Linked DNA regions of Homo sapiens: region 2 is linked to region 1. The links are chromatin contacts, found by POLR2A ChIA-PET in ENCODE. All regions are on one chromosome and are shown on one strand. The core of a region is the stretch at or near the end of the contact, and the rest is flanking DNA. Distances in the headings are between cores, read along the strand shown. Region 1 holds the start of SNX11 (sorting nexin 11). Region 2 overlaps LOC105371811 (a long non-coding RNA gene).

The links. ChIA-PET counts read pairs that join two places held with the same protein, here RNA polymerase II (POLR2A).
Region 2: POLR2A ChIA-PET joins it to region 1 with 42 read pairs in PC-3. The contact joins the enhancer-like site here to the promoter of SNX11 in region 1. POLR2A ChIA-PET finds 5 or more read pairs at or near these places in 3 of 52 experiments (PC-3, Panc1 and T-cell).

Annotation. Positions count from the first base shown.
Region 1 is chr17:48,105,366-48,109,396 of GRCh38, forward strand. SNX11 (sorting nexin 11) reads left to right here and starts at 2,401. Exons shown (of 7, transcript NM_013323.3): 1 at 2,401-2,473. RefSeq lists a silencer at 2,407-2,566.
Region 2 is chr17:48,737,009-48,741,039 of GRCh38, forward strand. All of the region lies in intron 2 of LOC105371811 (a long non-coding RNA gene), which reads left to right. Among named protein-coding and RNA genes, the nearest start is that of HOXB13, 10 kb to the left of the region's middle. Within about 2 kb of position 1,828, at least 2 of the 41 ENCODE cell types and tissues checked have a DNase peak (open chromatin) inside an H3K27ac peak, as active enhancers do; they include PC-3, where a contact is called at or near this core.

The DNA of each region.
Region 1 (4,031 bases), core at 1,151-3,650:
TGTCACTAGGCTGGAGTGCAGTGGCATGATCTTGGCTCACTGAAGCCTCTGCCTCCCGGGTTTAAGTGATTCTCCTGCCTCAGTCTCCCGACTAGCTGGAATTACAATCACACACCACCAGATGGTCTCAATCTCTTGAGAGTTCAAGACCAGGCTGGGCAATATAGTGAGACCTCATCTATACAAATAATAATAAAAAATTAGTCGGGCATGGTGGCACACACCTGTGGTCCCAGCTACTTAGGAGGCTTGGGTGGCAGGATCACTTGAGCCCAGGAGGTTGAGGCTGTCTTAATATTAAGACATGTGAGGCTAGGCACGGTGGCTCATGCCTGTAATCCCAGCACTTTGGGAAGCCAAGGCGGGTGGATCATGAGGTCAGGAGTTCAAGACCAGCCTGACCAATATGGTGAAACCCCATCTCTACTAAAAATACAAAAATTAGCTGGGCATGGTGGCGCGTGCCTGTAATCCCAGCTAGTCAGTAGGCAGTTTCTTGAGACTTTCCTGATGAGATCAGTGATGAATTTAATAAATGTGATTTTTTTTTACATTGAATAAATGCATCAACATTGGCTGATCTGCATAACTCTGTACCAGTATTTTCTAAATGGCTTGACTCCCTATCACACTTAACCTTTAAGAAATGACTCCATCTCCAAGGTGGTGTGTACTTAAAAATAAATAAATAAACACTTCCAGTCTCGGCAACATAGGGAGACTCTATGTTGTATAAAATTTTAAAAACTTAAAAAATTATCTGTATAAAAATTTTAAAAATTAACCGAGTATGGTGGCACACGCCTGCGGTCCCAGCAGCTCCAAGGGCTGAGGAGGGAGGATGGCTTGAGCCCTGGAGGTTGAGGCTGCAGTGAGCTGTGATCCTGCCACTGCACTCCAGCCTGGGCAACAGAGCAGGACCCTGTCTCAAAAAAGCAAAGAAAAGTTACCATTTGTTGAATTTGGGTAGTATCAAAGAAGAGTATTCAGAATTGTTTGAGAAGGCTAAAAATACTCTTCCTTTTCTCAACTACATAGCTATATAAGGCTGAATTTTCTTAATGTACCAAAACAACAGAGCACAACAGAGAAAGGGGAAGCACATAGGAGAACCCAGCTATCTTCCTTTTTATTTATTTATTTTTTACAATGGAGTCTCCCAGGCTGGAGTGTAATGGCGCGATCTTGTCTCACTGCAACCTCCGATTCCTGGGTTCAAGCAATCCCCCTGTGTCAGTCTCCTGAATAGCTGGGATTACAGGTGCCCATGACCACGCCCAGCTAATTTTTGTAGTTTTAGTGGAGACGGGGTTTCACCATGTTGGCCAGGCTGGTCTCGAACTCCTGACCTCAGGTAATCCACCCGCCTCCGCCTCCCAAAGTGGTGGAAGTACAGGCGTGAGGCACTGTGCCCGGCCCCTTTCTTTTCTTTCCTCTCTTTTCTTCCTTTTAGCTCTCTCTCTTTTTTTCAGACAGGGTCTTGCTCTGCAGTGATCAGGGCTCACTGCAGCCTCGAACCCCTGGGTTCAAGCCATCCTCCTGTCTCAGCCTCCCGAGTAGCTGGGACTACAGGCGCGTGTCACCATGCCCGGCTAATTTTTAAAATATTTTGCAGAGGCGAGGGTCTCCCTAAGTTGGTAGGGCGTGTCTCAAGCCTGGCCTCAAGCGATCCTCCCGCCTCGGCCTCCCTAATAGTATTGGGATTACAGGCGTGAGCCACCGCGCTAGGCTTGCTGAAATTATCTTTAAATAAGTTGTTAAAAGACCACCAACACATTGAACGGCTTTCTCTTGCTCCCTAGCTGCATGATATTGCTTCGAGTTTGTTTCGGTGTGAGCAATCTGAGTCGCCGGACCCTCTCGAGTCTGACTTTCACTCTGACAATCGGTCCGTGGCTTTACGAATCTGAATCGGAGTCCCCTTGATAGCTCCGCTGGGGAACAGCAAACTACGAGGTTCAAATGGTGGCTCTCGGGACTTAGTGAGGATCCAGGGATGTGGGCTTCCTAAAGCCCCGAACCTCCCACACTGCAGACTATCCCTCGCATAGCGAGAACAAGAGTAACAACCCCCTTACACCCCTCTGCTCCCGGGACCCACTGGCTGCCCGTCGCTGACGCCCCCTGGCCGCTGATTGGCTTCCCCTGACAGTGGGCGGAACGCGGCCCCGGATTGGATATCCATTCGCCGTCCCTCACCCGGCACCTGCGTGCACTCTCCGGCGTCCCAAGTGAGTGGAGGGGGGATCCCGACTCCAGTCCGGGGCCTTGGCCAGCGGAGCCGCGCTATTCGGAAGCGGGAATCCCACTCAGAGCCCGGGCCTGTAGGGGCGGGGCGTCCCGGGCACCCGGGATTGGGGCGTCTCCCGTCGTGCACCGGGGCACCGGCGACTCACCCGGAAGGAGAAGCCGTGATCTGGCTATATGGTGGGGCGCGGGCGGTGTCGCTGTGGGGAGCTGGTGCTGTTCTCAGGTGAGAGGGCGTGGGCGGGGCCTGGGGAGTGGGTGCTGCTCTCCTGTGAGGGGGCGTGGGCTTGAGCGTCAGTAGTGGCACTCGGGATGGTGGCATCGCTTTACATCCTAGGGAGGGACTCTCTTACCACCCGGGATTAAGGCAAGGGCTTGCTCGGGATCCAAGAAAGGAAACCCGGCTTTTCAGTTTACCTTCAAAGTGTATCTTTCACTTCCTACCCCCCAAGCTTAATCGGAAAGAAAGAAGGACCATGTGGACCTTTCGGTCCTAGTTTGTTGAGAATGGAGAAAGAGTGGCCGTAGTAAAAGACTCTGGGGACATTTACTTAAATGGCTAAGACTGGGGGCAATGGCGAGTATTTTACGTGGACACGGGAGACTTGGCGGTAGATTGTGGTCGCCTTTGTTACTTACCTTCCAAGTGAAAGGCGTACGATTAGAGATGGACAAAAAGATGGAGCATAACTGCTTGGTTGAGATCACACAGAGCTTGGTCAGAACTGGGAGCTTCCTCTGTTTAGTACCTGTGATATTTATAATTGGAGCGAGAGCTTTTTGAATTGCTTTCTGCCATCTGGCACTAAAGGCTCAAGATTGAGTAAGAAGGGACGGTAGTCTCAGTAGTTCCATCTACTTTTATCACCTGATTTGTTTCTTAACCTGTCTCTTGAAGTTGTTTAAATGGGAGAGAAAATAAATGGTGAGACTAAAGCCTTGCATTGTTACTATATTAGAAAGCTTTACGATGAATCTACTTTGTAAACAGCAAACAATCGGGTACTCACCAGAGCTACTGGTGCTGGTACAGGTGAAGAAAGTAAAGGAAACTTCAGATGTGGTTGAAAGGGCCCAGAAAATGTAGTTAACACTAAGTTATGTAACTAGCTATGGTCACTGACTCTAGCCTTATTTGGATGAAGTACAGATCCATCTCCCAGATCAGAGAACTAAAGTTAGGAACTTCCTGCTGCTTCTCCAGAGGCAGAACTGAGCTTTTTCTTTTGAGGAGTGGTATCTGTGGGGAGGAATCTAATGGAGAAGAGTGGTTGCTAGAAATTACTACTTGGTGTCTAGGTTTTTGTATTTGTTCCAGTGTTTATTTGTTTGTTTTTTGAGACAGGGTCTTGCTCTGTCGCCCAGGCTGGAGTGCAGTGGTGTGATCTTGGCTCATTGCAGACTCCGCCTCCTGGGTTCCAGCAATTCTCATGCCTCAGTCTCCCGAGTAGCTGGGAGTACAGGCCTGTGCCACCATGCCCAGCTAATTTTTGTATTTTTAGTAGAGACGAAGTTTTGCCTTGTTGGCCAGGCTGTTCTTGAACTCCTGGCCTCAAGTGTTCTGCCCGCCTCAGCTTCCCAAAGTGTTGGATTACAGGCGTGAGCCACTGGGCCAGCCCAGTGTTTTTAAGGACAGTTACAACTGAAACTTTCTTTTTTTTTTTTTGAGACGGAGTCTCACTCTGTTGCCAGGATGGAGTGCAGTGGTGCGATCTCGGCTCACTGCAACCTCCACCTCCTGGGTTCAACTGATTCTCCTGCCTCAGTCTCCCGAGTAGCTGGGA
Region 2 (4,031 bases), core at 578-3,077, 630 kb after region 1:
CTATGGTTTTGTTCATAATTGGAAGGGACTCTAGCCACTGCTGAAGAGACAATGAAGATCTTTGCTCTCCCCTCATGTTGCTCATAGGTAGGGCTTGGATTTGAGAGGAGATTCCAATTCTGGAGGCTACTGTGTTGAAACTGACACCAGGGGAAGCTTAGAAGCTTAGAAAAGCTTCCTCCTGGCCGGGCGCAGTGGCTCAAGCATGTAATCCCAGCACTTTGGGAGGCCGAGGCGGGTGGATCACCTGAGGTCAGGAGTTCAAGACCAGTCTGGCCAACTTGGTGAAACTCCATCTCTACTAAAAAATACAAAGAATTAGCTAGGCGTGGTGGTGGGTGCCTGTAATCTCAGCAACTTGGGAGGCTGAGGCACGAGAATCGCTTGAATCCAGGAGGTGGAGGTTGCAGTGATCCAAGATGGTGCCACTGCACTCCAGCCTGGGCAACTGAGAGGGACTCCTTCGAAAGAGAGAAAGAGAGAAAGAAAGAAAGAAAGAAAGAGGAAGGAAGGGAAAGAAAGAGAGACAGAAAGAGAGAGAGGAAGAGAGAGAAAGGGAGAGAGAGAAAGAGAGAAAGAAAGAAAAAGAAAGAAAAGAAAAGAAGGAAGGAAGGAAAGAAGGAAGGAAGGAGAATCCTTCTATGAAATCCTTAATTAGGGCTCTCTGCTTAGGGGATATGTAGAGCTCCCCACCTTTCCCTTCTCTTAAAGAGCAGAGAGCTCCAAATTCCCTGGCTCCCCAAACTAGTCAGTTGGTGTTTGGGGTTAGGAGAATCCTTGGAGATCATGCAGTGCTAGCAAGCTTTGTACTTGGGTAGCTGGGTGGCAGATGCCTTGGCAAGTTTGCTGTCTTGCCCAATTCAGAGAGAAATGACCTCAGGCAACCCATGGCCAGTTCTGTGGTACCAGGCAGCTCTGAGCTACTGAAGTGGGAGCAGGAGAAGAAATAAAGAATACAAAAGGCAGACAGCTATGGCAGCTGGATGCAGTTTTAGAGTTTCTGGTGATGCCCTGACTGTTCTCCATGCCTGCCCCAGGAGAATCCAAAAAGTCAGGCAGTCCGGGACTTGTGTATGTGGAAGCTCACACATTCAGGATGTTGTTCTGGTTCCAGCTCAATGTCCACTAAGTCCTAAGGACTCAAAGCTTGGTCACAAGGGTAGCCCCTCCCAGGCTGAAAAACTGCTGGTCTAGCTCTGTGAGGCAAGGCCAGGGCTCCCCGTTTCTTAATTTCGAGGTGAACCTGGAAACTTTCCCTAGAAATGGTGCTTAGCCCCAGAGACAGGTTGGGGAGCTGGGGAAGAACCATGGGAAGCAAACCCTGGTCTCTCCATGCCCTCCACCCTCTCAATAACCTGTCCGGCCCAGACCCAGCCCAGATCTCCAGCTGCCTTGGGTGGGGGATGCAGATAGAGATTGTGGGGGCAGGGGTGCTCTCTGCCCTGGAATTGGAATCCCCCACACCAGTCTACCGGTAGATTCTGCTTCCTTTGCCCCTTTATCCTCCACCCCCATCTGCATGGTTTTTCTAGCCTCGGGAATCACCTGCCCTGGGAGTGCAGGCCAAGCTTTGGACGAGGGAAAGCACAGACTGACGCCGACCAGCCCATCCTCCCCGGCCTTGCACTGCCCGAGATCCGTGCAGGTCAAGCGGGCAAGGTGGGACGCTCTCAGGTGGGAGAATTCATAGGAATTAAGGGGAACCCACTAACTCTTCATCAAGACTAGAGGCCAGCCTAAAGAATTTTCCCCCTTTTTGTCCCAGAGACATTCTTTCCTTCCTTCTGCGTGTGTAAACACACCTGGTCGGGCAGATTTTTCAGTAATCCCAATACTGAGTCACCTCACCGGCCGGGGTTTACTCCCCAGCTCCTGGATGGTAAAGCGCCCTGCGGCCCGCGGGTCAGGTCTTTAACGGTCCAGCCAGCGCAGCAAGAGAGCTGGGGAGTCTTCTTGCAGTCCCTTCCTCCTACTCACGCAAAGATCTCCTCTATGCTGGTAGGTGCACCTGCCCTCCACCGATCCTCACCCTGAGCGCAGGTCGTACCTCAAGGCGAAAACCCGCTTAGTGCGTTGGCGGGTGGAGAGCTGCCGCCTTCTTGATCCGGGACTGAGAAGCTGCACTCCCTGACGCCACTGTGGCCAGCACCTCGGGCCGCGCAGACCCCTACATCTCTAATCCCATAGCCCTCCAGGGGTCCTTGGGGCAGTCCCTTTGGAAAGTCTTCGAAGTGCAGGGTACTTTAAGTACCCTGTAGACGCCTTTTATTTAATCCGCACAACAAAAGAACGGGGCAGGAGTGGGGGGAAATTGTTACTTCCGTTTTGTAGATAAGAGAACTGAGCCGGGACGGTGGCTCACGCCTGCAGTCCCAGCACTTTGGGAGGCCAAGGCCGGCGGATCGCTTGAGCCCAGGAGTTCCAGATCAGCCTGGCTTGAACCCTGAATTTCTGTTGAATCCGAAGTTGGATGGTGCAGTGAGCCGTGATTGCGCTGCTGCACTCCAGCCAGGGAGACAGAGGGAGAACCAGTCTCAAAAAAGTAAAAGAAAACAAGAAAGCTGAGGTTTAGGAGATAATTTGTCCAACTTCTAGAGGCAAATCGAGGCTTTATGGCACCAAATCCTGATTCTGATATTTTCACTTCTCTTCCCTCTCCAAACACAAATCGTTGACACATTTTTATTTTATTTTATTTTATTTTATTTTATTTTATTTTATTTTATTTTGACACAGGGTCTCATTCCCTCACCTAGCCTGGAGTGCATTGGCGCGATCTCGACTCACTGCAGCCTCGACCTCCCGAGCTCAAGCAATCCTCCCACTTCAGTCCCCTCAGTAGCTGGGACCACAGGCACTTACCACCACGCCCAGCTAATTTTAAAATTTTTTATAGAGACGAGGTCTCGCCATGTTACCCAGGCTGGTCTCAAACTGCTGAGCTCAAGCGACCCTTCCACCTCAGCCTCCCAAAGTGCTGGGACGACAGGCATGAGCCACTGCAACCGACCATGACAAATTTTAAAATGGAAATAAATTTCATTATATCTCATTAGTATCTCAAACTAATACTAAAAACAGACTTAAGATATTTGGGAAATTATTAAAGGGAAAAGGGAAAAATTAAGGAATTTGGAAAAATCAAAACATGAACTCTAAAATAAAGAAACCCGGCTGGGAGTGGTGGCTCAAGCCTATAATCTCAGCATTTTGGGAGGCCGAGGCAGGTGGATCCTTGAGGTCAGGAGTTCAAGTCCAGCCTGGCCAACATGGTGAAACCCCATCTCTACAAAAATAAATAAATAAATAAATAAATTAGCCGGGCGTGGTGGCATATGCCTGTTGTCCCAGCCACTCGGGAGGCTAAGGCAGGAGAATTGCTTGAACCCGGGTGGCAGAGGTTGCAGTGAGCCAAGATCGTGCCACTGCACTCCAGCTTGGGTGACAGAGTGAGACTCCGTCTCAAAAAATGAAATAAAATGAAGAAAACCCTTTAATACACTGTCATCTTTTTTATCAGTGCCCCCCATGACTTCTAAAACTACAAAAGTGGGAACCAATTTCTGTCCTCTTCCTCCCACCCCATTCCTCCCACCCTGTTTTACTTTGGAGGCTGAGTCCACATGAGTAACAAAGGAGCTATACCTGGCAAATGTTCACCTAGAGTTGAATTGTGGGAGGCTCAAACTCCTCTAATGGCTCTGTTACCCACACTGACAGCAGAAAACTGTCATGTTTGGGTCAACAAGCATGGTTGGGTCAACCTGGTGCCAAAACACCTTCCAAGCCTGTCCCTTCTATGGGGGAAAAAAATGGGTATTTGGTGGGCACTGAGGATTCTGAATTTGATTTTATGGGTGGCTCTCAAAGCCTCACCCTTTAAAATTGAGGGTGAACATTGGTGTACATGTGTGGTTTTTTAGGACATGAGCCTACTGCTTTATTCTTTTCTTTTTCTTGAGACGGAGTCTCGCTCTGTTGCCCAGGCTGGAGTGTGGTGGCGTGATCTCGGCTCACTGCAACCTTCGCCT